2 separate regions of the Homo sapiens genome follow, and region 1 is linked to region 2. Evidence: chromatin contacts called from ENCODE Hi-C or POLR2A ChIA-PET data. All regions are on one chromosome and are shown on one strand. The core of a region is the stretch at or near the end of the contact, and the rest is flanking DNA. Distances in the headings are between cores, read along the strand shown.

Region 1 (6,747 bases), core at 3,825-6,324, 380 kb after region 2:
TTAAGCTGAGTTGGGCCCCTGCCTCTGGGCTTCAGGGACCTGGACCCCCCAGTTCTGGCACTTCTTCCACTGCACTGTAACCATCTTTGTGCTAGTGCTCCCTCCACCTCCCCAACCTGCCCACCACACATTGGATTGTAAACTATGTGACCTTGGCAGGCTTTGGCCCCCGAGGGGTTTGAATCCAAGCTCTGCCTCTTACTAGCTGTGTGAACTTCGGTGAATTACTTAACCTCTCTGTGCCTGGATCTCCTCTTCTGTACAGTCAGAATGACAAAAATAGAACGGACCTCATAGGGCTGTTGTGAGCGTTTAATGTATTCAGCCAGTGAAAGTGCTCGGCCCAGTGCTTCTCAGAGCTCGGGAAGTGGTCAGTCCCTCATCCCTCCTCTGCCATTCCAACATCCCCAAAGCTCTGAGACCAAAAAGCTTTTCAAAACTCATTTGGCAGCAAAACCTAAACTGAACTGACCTTAGAGATACTTAACAGTCTGTATCCCACTATTCACATGTATTTCGCTACAGAAATATGAATATGTTGGAGTCGTCTGTAATATAGGGAACATTACATTAATAAAATCTGAAAACAATTTTGAAATCTGAAATGCACGTGGCCCCAACAGCTTCTTTGCGGAACTGTGGCCGACAGCACTCTCATGATTTTCATGAAGGATAGCATGTTAATATCAACTGCCTGAGAGCCAGGACCGTGCGTGTCTTATTCAGCACTGGGCCTGGCACAGAGCAGTTCTCCATAAACTGGGTGACAGTTGGGACAGTGACTGGAGCTAGCCCTGCTTCCCTGACTTTCTAGGAGGCTGTGCCCTGCCACCCATCTCCTCGGAGCCCCAAGCCCAGGCCCAACCTACTCACTTCCCCCAGGTCACCCCTTGCTGTTGGTGGCAGAAGCGGGGTTGAAACCTTCCCCTCACCTGCCTCCCTGAGGACTACCTGGGTTTGCGCAGGGAGGGGATCACTCATTCCAAATCTCAGCTGAGGAGCAGGAAGCTGCCTGGGGAGCTGCCACCACATCCCTGCTTTCCAGGCCCCAGGACAGGCCCACTCTTCCAGGAAGGCATGAGGCTGCTCTCAGACCTTCCCTGCCCTCTCCCCACAATGGCACATTAGGAGGAGGCTGGACGGGAAGGACTCGCCAGCTGAAATTAAACTAAGCACCAATCTGGCCAGGTGCAGTGGCTTACACCTGTAATCCCAGCACTTTGGGAGGCTGAGGCGGGCGGATTGCTTGAGGCCAGGAGTTCGAGACCAACCTGGCAACATGGTGAAGCCCTGTCTCTACTAAAAAAAAAAAAAAAAAAAACAAGCCAGGCCTGGTGTCAGGCACCTGCAATCCCAGCTACTCAGGAAGCTGAGGCATGAGAATTGCTTGAACCTGGGAGGTGGAGGTTGCAGTGAGCCAAGATCATGCCGCTGCACTCCAGCCTGGGCAACAGAGCAAGACACTGTCTCAAAAAGCAAACAAACTAAGCACCGATCTGTGCTGGGCCCCAGTGTGTATTGATAGGTATAGATATGCACAGGTATGGATTAGCTATATATCTAGACATGGAGGATACAAGCAGCTACAAACACCTTCACCTGCTTAATCGTCACATCAAACACGTGGGTGGGTGCCATTAATGTTCAGTGGGTTCTAATGAATAAACCCACCACCTCCTCCACCAAGTTCAGATCCAATCAAGAGAGAGACACTGAAATCCCATGGATAAAGGTCCAAATGGCAGTTTGAACATCTACCAAAAGCTGAATGGCAGAATGTGACAGGGTGGGGAAGTCTGAGAGCATTACGCCCCTGCTCATGGAAACACGAAGCCCATTTTGTAGATGAGGAAACGGAGGCAAGTCAATGAGGAACAGGAATTTGAACCCAGGTTATCCTGTCTCCAGGTATCAATGTAAATCTGTATCTAGCCTACCCCTAGATCATCTACATGCCTCGGGATCTCCAGGATCCAAGGCACAATGATTCTGATAGCAAAAGAAGCCAAGAGGAGTGGAGCCTGCAGCAGAGCCCTGGGGTCTAGGCAAAGGCTGGTCCATGATTTCCCTCCTGGCTCCTCCCCTCCTGCTCCTCTCCCCACCTCCCCTCTTCTCCCCTGTCCTTATCCTTCCCTGTCAGATCACTATCATTCATTTCCCTCTGGTTACCAAGCTTGGCGAGGCAGCTTTCCTGGTTCCATGTCTGATCTGCATGCCTGAGCCAAGAAAAGGACTTGCTTTCAGGAGCCACTTCCTCCTCCAGCTCATTAAACAGCTGGTCCCCTTGTCTGGGTTCAACAGTCAAAAGCCTAATCCATGTCTGGCAGCTGGAACAAATCCTACCAGGGACTCAAACAGCCCCACCTGTGGGGAGAGTAGGAGACCCAGCCGCTCGCTGGAAAGCCAATTTCGAGACAGCGCTCTCTGAGGCTGCACTAATTTTGTCTCATGTTCCAGAGCTGCAGTCACTTTATAAATCCGGCAGAGAATGCTGCCAAGGGTTCAAGAACAGGGTTCCAAGACCCGAGATTAGGCCAATGCTGTTCCCTATCCCCCAGGAAAGGCCCCCCAGGACAGCTTGCCCCTGCAGCAAAAATGGCCAATGCTTCCTTTTATAAATCAACCCCATATGGGCTTTCCAGGATTCTGAGGTTGCATCTGGGCTCAGCACGAAGGAGTCCTGTGATTGATTAGGGATGTCTGCCACAGCTGCGGCCTGGGACCTGGTGTGCAGAGGCCATGTGTTCACTTTTTCAGTACTCATGATTGCTCTGGCAATGGCCCTATGATTGTGTCACTCTGGGACTGGGGTGTGTGTGTGTATGTGTGTGTCATCTTGAAATATATACGTTTACAAAGCTGCTTATAAAGCAGTGGTCAACTACAGCCCTTCCTCCACACCATATGGCCCATACGCCTCCAGCAAGCACAGAACCTCCTGGAGTTTCATTGCAACATTTACAAAATGAAGATGAAGCTGCCAGGTTGGGACAAGTTTGCATGCATGAAACTCCTCTCCACTTATGGCAATAAAGGATTTTGTAAGTTATAAAGTCATGGCTGCATGCCATGGATCAGAAACAGAGCAGAACAGCCAGCGGTAAACAGGAGATGGAGCCTCGGGCTTGCTGTTCTCTAGGTCCTGAACAGGTAGGAGTGGCAGGAGATCCAGTTCACCCAGGATGCTGGAACCAAAGGGCCTCCCAGGGCAGGTGAACTCCACTAGCAAAATTCTGCAAGAGCGCCGCGTGGGCCAATAGATAAGCCTTTACAATGAACTATGTGTTTCCTCTTCAATGGCTTCTCCGCCCACTCTCCCCACCTGGGCTCCAATCCAACCACACTCACCTGCCTCAGGGCCTTTGCAATCACTGTTCCCACTGCCTGCATGCTCCACCCTTATATCCCCTATCAGCTCACTCCTTCACTTCATGAAAGTTTCTGCTGAAATATTATCAGAGCAGCCTGTCTGGACACCTTATATAAAATAGCCTCTTCTATCTCTCACTTTTTTTTAAAAAGAGATGGAGTCTCACTCTAAGTTGCCCAGGCTGGGGTGCAATGGTGCAATCACGGCTCACTGCAACCTTGACTTGCTGGACTCACGCAATCCCCCTGTCTCAGCCTCCCAAGTAGCTGGGACTACAGCCACACACCACCATGCCCAGCTAAGTTTTTAATTTTTTGTAGAGACAGGATCTCACTATGTTACCCAGGCTGGTCTTAAACTCATGGCCTCAAGCGATCCTCCTGCCTTGGACTCCCAAAGCACTGGCGTGAGCCACTGCACCAGCCATCACTCTTTATGCCCCTTATTCGGCTTTATTTTCTCATAGCACATCTATTTGTTTCTTGTTTGCCTCTCTCCCTTCCCTCTAATTAGAATGTTAGTTCTGCAAGGATAGGAATTGTGTCTGCTATGTGAACTGCTACATCCCCAGAGCCTGGGATGCGGTCTGGCACATGATTGGGGCTCTCCAGGTGTGTGTTGAATGATTAAGTGAGGGTTAGGATTTTATGAATTAAGATACTGAGGTTTAGAAAGGCTGAGTATCTTGCCCGATAATAATAACTGCTTTTTTTTTTTTTTTTTGAGACAGAGTCTTACTCTGTCACCTAGGCTGGAGAGCAATGATGTGATGATGGCTCACTGCAACCTCCACCTCCCGGATTCAAGAGATTCTCCTGCCTCAGCCTCCCGAGTAGCTGGGATTACAGGCATGCGCCAACATACCCAGCTAATGTATTTTTAGTAGACGGGGTTTCTCCATGTTGGCCAAGCTGGTCTTGAACTCCTGACCTCAGATGATCCACCCAACTTGGCCTCCCAAAGTGCTGGGATTACAGGCATGAGCCACCATGCCTGGCCTATAACTGTGCTTTATTAAAAGTTCTCTGTGCCAAGCACTGTGCAGAGCCCTTTGCATACACTGCCCTTTAAGCTTCATGGTAAGTCTACGAAGTGGGACTATCCCCATTTTACAGATAGAGACCAGCCAGGTTGAGTCACTTGCTCAGGATCACACAGCAGGTCAGGAGGGGAGCTGCATGTTCCCCAAGCCCCCACTGGTAACTTCTTTGCTCTCCTGGCCCCCGGGCTCCCCTCAAACAAAGCAAAGGCTTCTGTGTCGAGTGGATCATATGTTTCATTCCCCTGTCTCCAGGCAGCACTATAAATCATCAGACAGAATCCATCCAGATTTTACCAACTCCTTGCCAAGGGGTTTCACCATTTCCCATCCCAGTGTTTCCTCTTTCCAAAGTTAAGCCTCATCACTGCAAATTCTTCTTTTCAGTCTAACCCGAATCCCACTTGCTTCACATTCAACCTATTTCTTCTTGTCCCACCTTCCAGGGAGCTGGAGAAAATCGGCAGGAGACACAGGCACTGCAACCAAAATGCTCCATTTAGCTGGGAGAGAAGCCACAGGCTCCACGCCCCAGCGATTCACCAGAAAGCCGAAAGCCCCAGCTCCCAAGGCCAGCCCTGTCAGCACCTGGCCCCGTGTTCCTTTCCCAGGGCCCTGCCTTGCCACGGTGATTTATGGGCCCTGTCAATCTGCAGGCTGAGCCACGGAGACAGCTGGGAGTAGCAAGGATCAGCAGCGGCCACGCGGGCCAAGGGGGGTGGGGTGGCTCAGGCTGAGCCTGGGGGGAGGGGGAGGGGAGCAAGAGACCCAGACACTCCAGACCACAGTGTGACAGAGATGGGGATGGAGACCCCAGCACGCCGGGTCAGAGCAGCCGCCAGCCTGAACCAGGGCAAGAAGCTGCGGAACAAAGACTCCAACCAGAAAAGCATGAAGAAGGAGCAGAACGGGAGACAGCCTGAGAGCCGCTGGAGCCGCTTCTCCTAGGGAGTTTCAGATTCTCTTTATTCTGAAGACAAAAGCAAAATGAAGATGACAGACGGTGAGAGATGTTTAGCGGGTTTGTTTTTCTGCAGACGTTCTGGAGGACCTGGATGAAATCGCCAATTAGCCCTCCTCCCCGCAAGCAAGCTCCCAAGTCCACAACCCTGGTGGGAACTAAGTTCCCCACCCAGCCCCAGCTGGAGGCAACTCTCACTCTGTCTCTCTCACCCCCGGTTTATGTGTCTTTGTCCCTGCAGCTGCACGTCTGACTCCTTCTTCTTTCTTTCTTGGTCTCCCTTACCTTAGATTTTTCTTCCTTGGTATTTTCTGGTCTCCTGCCTCCCTCTCTGACCCATCTCACTCCGAGGAGCCACTGGAGCAGGCTCTCTGGCCCTTGGACCCATCTGTCTCCTGCCTCTGGCATTTCTTGCGCCCCTCCCGGTGTGTCCTCCCGTCTCACCCCCACGCTGTCTCATTGTTCATTGGCGATTGACCTTAGTTTCTTTTTTTTTTTTTTTTGAGACAGTCTCTCCCTCTCACCCAGGCTGGAGTGTAGTGGCTCAGTCTCGGCTCACTGCAACCTCCACCTCTCAGGTTCAAGTGATTCTCCTGCCTCAGCCTCCTGAGTAGCTGGGATTACAGGTGTCCACCACCACACCTGGCTAATTTTTGCATTGTTAGTAGAGACGGGTTTCACCGTGTTGGCCAGGCTGGTCTTGAACTCCTGACCTCAGGTGATCCTCCTGCCTCAGCCTCCCTAAGTGCTGGGATTACAGGCATGAGCCACTGCACCCGGCCATTGACCTTAGTTTTTGATGTCCATCCGCTGCAGGTGTCCCTCCCGTGGCCCTGGGCAGTGCGTCCAGGTGGCCTGTGGAGCAGGAGAGTGGAGTCCCCAGCCAGAATTTGCTGTGCAGAGAGGGAGACCCTGCATTGCTCTCAGCTGCGGGCAGCTTGGCATAAGGAAAAGGCAGTGCCCATAGTTAGGGGAACAGAAGAGGCAGCCAGCAGCAACTTTCATCCAGAGTGGATCTGAAATTCCAGGCCAGGCCTGAGGAATGCTCAGCTGCTTTTGTGTGCATACACACACACACGGAGACACACACATACACGCACGCATACCCACACGGGGACACACACACATACACACACAGACACATATGGGGACACACACAGGGACACACACATACACGGGGACACACAAGGGGACACACATACACACAAGGACATACACACAGGGACACAAAGCACAACAGCCACACACTGGGCAGCCTCAGATGGCCTCACAACCAGACTCCCAAATTCACATCTCTCCACAGTCATCCAGGAACCACAGTCCTTCCAACTCCCAACCCCAAACCACACTGCCCGGAGACATTCCCCTGCCCCACAG
Region 2 (7,057 bases), core at 2,974-5,473:
CTCTGTCTCAAAAGAAAAAAAAAAAAAAAGAAGTATGCATTCACTACTCACAACAACCCTATGAAGGGAGAGTTATTATTCCCATTTTACAGATGAAAAAATCAAGGCACAGAGACCTTAAGAAACTTTCCTAAGGTTGCCAAAGCTGTGAGAGGTGGAATAGGTGGATTTAACACCAGCCACACTGCTACAGATGGAAGGGGAGAGCAGAGACTCTCCGCCCCAGCTGCACCTGAAGTTACCTGGGAGAAAAACTATGAAGCCCAGACCAAACAAAACAGAAGCTTTGTGGGTGGGCCCCAGGCCTGTGAATGTTCCTGGATTATTGCAACGTGCAGCCAGCGTTGAGAGTGAGCAGGCTTGAGCAGGGGTTGGCAAACCGTGACCCTCAGGCCAAATCTGCCCCACTGCCTGGTTTTGCGCAGTTGGCAAGCAAAGAGCAGTTTTTGCACTTTTAAATGGTTTTAGAAAATTAAACTAATAATATTTTATGGCCAGGTGCGGTGGCTCACACCTGTAATCCCAGCATTTTGGGAGGCTGAGGCGGGCGGATCACCTGAGGTCAGAAGTTTGAGACCAGCCTGGCCAACATGGTAAAACCTTATCTCTACTAAAAATACAAAAATTAACCAGGTGTGGTGGCACATGCCTGTAGTCACAGCTACTTGGGAGGCTGAGGCAGGAGAATTGCTTGAACCTGGGATGAAGAGGTTGCAGTGAGCTGAGACTGAGCCACTGCATTCCAGCCTGGGCAGCAGAGCAAAACTCCATCTCCAAAAAAAAAAAAAAGGAAAGAGAGAATAATATTTTGTGACATGTGAAAAGTATACAGAATTCACATGTGTGTCCAGAAATAGTTTTCCTGGAGCATAGCCATGAATTCATTTACACACTCTCTGTGGCTGCTTCGAGCTACGGCAGAGCTGAGTAGCTGGTGGAGATCAGATGGCTTGCAAATCCTAAAATGTTTATTTGGCTCCTCACAGTAAAAGTTTGCTAAACCCTGGATTAGAGGAAACTGGCTTCTGTATGAGCAAAATAAATTTAAGATAGACCTAAGGAAGAACTTCCTGGCAGAGAGGTTGGTTAGACACTTGAGAGGGCTTTGGGATTCCCAGCTCTGGAGTTAAGAGGTTCCATCCACCCATCCCTCTTTGGAAATGTCAAATAGAGATAGCTAGGGCAAAGAGACGGGCCTTGAATTTCCAACCATGGAACTACCCTGGCAACCAGTGGCAGTTCTATGGGCATTTTAGCTTTGTCCTGACCCTCTGTGTTCTCCATGGCTGATGTCCTAGGACCATCTAACAGCTGTCCCCCAGCCATAGTAATGCTGGGCTTTCTTCCGGCGGTACTCCTTAGGGTTCTAGCCCCACAGAGCCAGCACAGTCCCGAGTCACCACTTAATGTGAGGCACACACAGCATGTGTGGGTTGTCTGGTCTCAAGTACGAAGCTGCTGGCAGATCTGCCTTTTTACATTTTTAAGTGTTTTATATTTTTGGAGTCTCACTCTGTCGCCCAGGCTGGAGTGCAATGGCGTGATCTTGGCTCACCGCAACCTCCGCCTCCTGGGTTCAAGTGATTCTCCCGCCTGAGCCTCCTGAGTAGCTGGGATTACAGGCACCTGCCACCATGCCTGGCTAATTTTTGTATTTTTAGTAGAGATGGGGTTTCACCATGTTGGTCAGGCTGTTCTCGAACGCCTTACTTCAAGTGATCTGCCTACCTCGGCCTCCCAGAGTGCTGGGATGTCAGACATGAGCCCTCGTGCCCAGCCTTAATTTTTGTATATTTGGTAGAGACCGGGTTTTGCCATGTTGGCCAGGCTGGTCTCAAACTCCTGACCTGAGGTGGTCCGCCCACCTCAGCCTCCCAAAGTGCTGGGATTACAGGCATGAGCCATTGTGTCTAGCCATATCTGCCTTTCAGCTAGCCTGCTTTGATCTCCCAGTTCCCCTGCCCTCCCTGCTCCCTCCCCACAAGGTTCCCATGCCCATCAAACTTGGATAGGGAGAGAACAAGCATATTTAATTTCTTCTAGATCTGCCTGCTTTCCTTGGTGCCTGACCCCTGACCCCGACTGATTTTTCCAACGCAGTAAACATCTCTGGCATCTTATGGGCGTGATCCAGGCCAGTGAGGAATTTGGCCAGGAAAGTCTTTTGTCATTTGCAACCTGGTTCGCCCTGGAACAGAGGGTTGGCCAGGAGTGAGATGCCAAGTGGGGGGATTTAAATGGTTCTCCTGAAGTGACCCCTGAAGCCAGATCTGCTGGGACAGATGTCCTGGGTGGGCATTGTGAGTCTGGCCTGTTAGGGGCAGTTAGCTTCAGATAGCACCTCAATTTCAGGTGAGCCTCAACTTCCCAGTGGGCTCTGCTGCAAAAATGTGGGGTGGGGTTCCAGGGATGGTTTTGTGGTCCTGGAAATCACTAAACAGTATGCAAAGTGGGTAAACATGGGCAATATGTGTGGGGTTTTTTTGGATTCCATGCTTGCATCAGAACCCCTGGGGGGGAAGTGCTCCAGAAAACTGTAAAGTGCCTGTCCAGGACTGGATGATCAGGACCACAGGGACATAAAGGCCAACATGATTCTTTTCCCCAAACACTTCTTATCCCAGGATATCAGCTACTAGACCACAGGGATCAACCTGCCCAACTTATTCCTGCAAGCAAGTATGTGCTTAAGTTGTATTTTGTTTTGTTTTTAAACATGATACACCTTTATCCAGGGAAGGCAGAGAACAGTCAAGTTATTCCAGCCACAGAGGAAGGGAATACCAGGGTGTGAGCCTCTCTTGCCAAAAGCCTTAGAGAATCTGGAAGAAATTCTTGGCTGTGGAGCAGCAAGAACGTGGGCCTTGGAGCTGGACAGCCTTGGCCCAGGTTCATGTCCTTGCTCTGCCATGTACTTCCCAGGACCTCTCAGTGGGTCCCTGGGCCAGCAGCCTCGCGTTCCCTGGGAGCTTGTTAGAGCACAGAGCCCACTGAGTCAGATGTGCTTTTTTTTTTTTTTTTTTTTGAGATGGAGTTTCACTCTTGTCCCCCAGGCTGGAGTGCAGTGGCACGATCTCTGCTCACTGCAACCTCTGCCTCCCAAGTTCAAGCGATTCTGGTGCCTCAGCCTCCGAGTAGCTGGGATTACAGGTGTGCACCACCGCGCCTGGCCTAATTTTTGTATTTTTAATAGAGACGGGGTTTCCCCATGTTGGCCAGGCTGGTCTCGAACTCCTGACCTCAGGTGAGCCACCCGCCTTGGCCTCCCAAAGTGCTGGGATTACAAGCGTGAGCCGCCGCGCCCGGCCAGATGTACATTTTTAACTGGACCTCCAGGTGACTCTTAGCATGTTCAGGTTTGAGGAGCACTGACCTGGGACCCTGGGCAAGTCGAGTCAAATAACTCCAGCGTGCCTCACGGTCCTCAACCTGTCGCATGGTGATAATGCCTACTTGAAAAGGTCGTTGTGATAATTCAATGAGATAATGTATTCCAGCACTTAGCACAGTGCCTGGTACATAGGAGATGTTCCATATTCATCTCCTGATGGTGGACCTTCTTTCGGGAAGTTTAAATTTCTTTTCCACTCTCAAAAACGCCTCTTGGTTTTGAACTTGAAGCTGTTGCAGTGCTGGAGTCGGACAGTAGAGGGCACTCTCGGCATTGCCATCGCGGAGAGCAAGACACGCGGGATGGAGGCTGCGTGGGTCCGGACTTCGTGTGTGCAGGTGCTGCGGGCCGGCTCCTGGGCACCCACCCAGCTCATTCGCCGAGCGGCTCCCCTCCTGGGGTTGAGTGTCCTGGGCCTGAGTCTGCAGCCTCAGCCATCTGTTCCCCAACTTGATCTCCCACTGCTAGTTACAAACAAATCGCCCGGCTTGTGCAAACCTCCTGGGCTCAGTCCCCAGTCCCGCGGGGCCGCTAGACGTTGATGAAGGATCCCTGGTCGCCGTTGGCCGTCTCGGGCTCCACACAGCGCCCTTTCCTCCGTGTAACCCTGCGGTTCCGGTGGAATTTGGCATAGCAGCGCAGCCCTGGGCGAGTGGAGGCAAGGGGGGTCAGAGGCGCGAAGGGCCCGTGCCCTCCCCTTCCTTCCCCTGCACGCTCGGGGCCAGCCAGCTCCCTCCTGCCTTCATTATTCTGCCCTACAACCCAGCTTCCTCACGGCAGCCCCAATGAGCTTAAAAGACACGAACCCGGAAGAGGGGAGGAATGAACACGGAAGGAGAACAGAGAAGACTCAGGGCGGTCGGGGCGGTGAACATATTCTGTGTGACACGTAATGGTGGGACATGGCATGCATTTGTCAAAACCCACAGAATGCACCGCACAGTGAACTATAACTTACGTTGACTTCAGTTAGTAATAATAATACATCACTATTGGTTTGTCAAGCAACAAATGTACCAAGAGAGGCCGGGCACGGTGGCTCACGCCTATAATCCCAGCGCTTTGTAAGGCCGAGGCAGGTGGATCACTTGAGGTCAGGAGTTTGAGACCAGCCTGGCCAACATGGTGAAACCCCGTCTCTACTTAAAAAAATACAAAAACTACCCGGGCATGGTGGTGGGTGCCTGTAATCCCCGTTACTTGGGAGGCTGAGGCAGGAGAATCACATGAACCCGGGAGGTGGAGCTTGCAGTGAGCCAAGATCATGCCACTGCACTCCAGCTGGGGCGACAGAGCTAGACTCCCTCTCAGAAAACAAACAAACAAACAAACAAACAAACAAATCTACCACATGATTGCAAGATGTTATTAATAGGAGAAACTGCATGCAGGGGCAAAGCAGGTATATGAGAACCACATTCTGTGAAATTTTTCTAGAAAACTGCTCTAAAAATAAAGTCCACAGGGTACGGTGGCTCACACCCGTAATCCCAGCACTTTGAGAGGCTGAGGTGGGAGGATCGCTTGAGCCCAGTAGTTCCAGACCAGCCTAAGCAACATAGGGAGACCCTATCTCTACAAAAAATGTAAAAATTAGCCAGGCATTGTGGCATACACCTGTAGTCCCAACTATAGGAAGGAGGGGCTAACATGAGAGGATCCTTTGAGCCCAGGAGTTCCAGGCTGCAGTGCGCCTTGGTTGCACCACTGTAGTTCAGCCTGGGTAACAGAGTGAGACTCTGTCTCAAAAAAATTAAAAAATAAAATACACAGATAAATTCAATTAAAAAGTCTATAATCTTGAAAATTGGAAAGGAAAAAGGTTATTAAATTTTTTTTTAAGTGGCTCAAATTCTGCCCTTCCCTGTAAAACATCCTATGGAGAGCCATTGCTTTTTTTTTTTTTTTTTTTGAGATGGAGTTTTGCTCTTGTCACCCAGGCTGGAGTGCAGCGGCACCATCTTGGCTTATGAAACCTCTGCCTCCTGGGTTCAAGTGATTCTCCTGCCTCAGCCTCTCGAGTAGCTGGGATTACAGGCATGCGCCACCACACCCAGCTAATTTTGTATTTTTTTTTTTTTTTTTTAGCAGAGATGGGGTTTCACCATGTTGGCCAGGCTGGTCTTGAACTCCTGGCCTCAAGTGATCTGCCCACCTCCGCCTCCCAAAGTGATGGGATTACAGGCATGAGCCACCGTGCCGGGCCTCCCTTTTTTTTTTTTTTTTTGAGACAGGGTCTTGCTCTGTTGCCTGGACTGGAGTGCAGTGGCATGGCAAGATCTCGGCTCACTGCAATCTCTGCCTCCTGGGCTCAAGTGATCCTCCCCACTTCAGCCTCCCAAGTAGCTGGTACTATGGGTGTGCGCCACCACACCCGGCTAATTTTTTTTTTTTTTTTTGTATTTTTGGTAGAGACAGTGTCTCTCTACCTTGCCAAGGCTGGTCTCCAACTCCGGGCTCAAGGATCCACCTGCCTTGGCCTCCCAAAATGCTGGGATTACAGGCATGAACCACCCCGCCTGGCCTCCAATGCCCACTTCTGTCTACCCTTTCTTTTTTTTTTTTTGAGACGGAGTCTCTCTCTGTTGCCCAGGCTGGAGTGCAGAGGCACGATCTCAGCTCACTGCAACCTCCGCCTCCTGGTTTCAAGAGATTCTCCTGCCTCAGCCTCCTGAGTAGCTGGGATTACAGGTGCGCGTCACCACACCCGGCTAATTTTTGTATTTTTAGTAGAGATGGGATTTCACCATGTTGGTCAGGCTGGTCTCAAACTCCTGACCTCATGATCTGCCCGCCTTGGCCTCCCAAAGTGCTGAGATTACAGGCATGAACCACTCCCCTGGCCTCCAATGCCCACTTCTGTCTACCCTTTCTAAAACAACTGTAGGACTCATTATCATATTATTATCTTTATAGCCCTTATTACTTACTTTTTTTTTCTTTTTGAGACAGAGTCTCACTCAGTCACCCAGGCTGGAGTGCAATGGCAGGATCTCGGCTCACTGCAATCTCTGCCTCCCGGGTTCAAGCGATTCTCATGCCTCAGGCTCCCGAGTAGCTGGAATTACAGGCAAGTGCCACCATGCCCATCTAATTTTTGTATTTTTAGTAGAGACAGGGTTTCACCATGTTGGCCAGGCTGGTCTCACTCCTGACCTCAAGTGATCCTCCTGCCTCGGCCTCCCAAAGTGCTAGGATTACAGGCATGAGCCACCATGCTCGGCCATAGCCCTTATTATTTTCTAAAGACATACTATCTATGTATTTGATTGTTGTCTGCTCATATCACTAGAATGTAATTCATGGGCACAGAACTTGCTGGTTCTTTTCACTACTGAACCCCCCAGTGTCCAGAGCAATGTCTGATACGCAGTAGGTGCTCCCTAAATATTTAACTGATTAGATGAGTGAATAATCAGAACTACATAGCTTTATTGCCGAGGCGGGAGGATCCCTTGAGCCCGGGAGTTAAAGCTACAGAGAGCTGGGATTGCGCCACTGCACTCCAGCCTGGGTGACAGAGTGAAACCCTGTCTCAAAAAATAATTAAATTAAATTTAAAAGTCCACAATTTTAAAAATTGGGAAGAAAAAGATGTATTATCATCATTTTTAAGACAGGGTCTCGCTCCATCATCCAGGCCGGAGTGCAGTGGCACGATCATGG

The links. A loop is a pair of places that touch in the nucleus more often than their neighbours do. ChIA-PET counts read pairs that join two places held with the same protein, here RNA polymerase II (POLR2A). Pooled maps may share reads with other maps.
Region 1: a map of CD8-positive, alpha-beta T cell shows a loop between it and region 2 (32-fold over the local background). The contact joins two enhancer-like sites. A Hi-C loop is called at or near these places in 9 of 168 maps with a recorded cell type or tissue (B cell, CD4-positive, alpha-beta T cell, CD4-positive, alpha-beta memory T cell and 4 more), 12 of 37 single-sample maps with no recorded cell type and 20 of 50 pooled maps. POLR2A ChIA-PET finds 5 or more read pairs at or near these places in 1 of 52 experiments (activated naive CD4-positive, alpha-beta T cell).

The regions. Positions count from the first base shown.
Region 1 is chr1:11,338,383-11,345,129 of GRCh38, reverse strand. No RefSeq gene overlaps it. Among named protein-coding and RNA genes, the nearest start is that of UBIAD1, 69 kb to the right of the region's middle. RefSeq lists an enhancer at 1,025-1,525. Within about 2 kb of position 5,074, at least 2 of the 41 ENCODE cell types and tissues checked have a DNase peak (open chromatin) inside an H3K27ac peak, as active enhancers do.
Region 2 is chr1:11,716,562-11,723,618 of GRCh38, reverse strand. DRAXIN (dorsal inhibitory axon guidance protein) reads right to left here. Exons shown (of 7, transcript NM_198545.4): 7 at 1-4,035. The coding sequence ends at 3,923. Among named protein-coding and RNA genes, the nearest start is that of AGTRAP, 16 kb to the left of the region's middle. RefSeq lists an enhancer at 3,806-3,875. Within about 2 kb of position 4,223, at least 20 of the 41 ENCODE cell types and tissues checked have a DNase peak (open chromatin) inside an H3K27ac peak, as active enhancers do.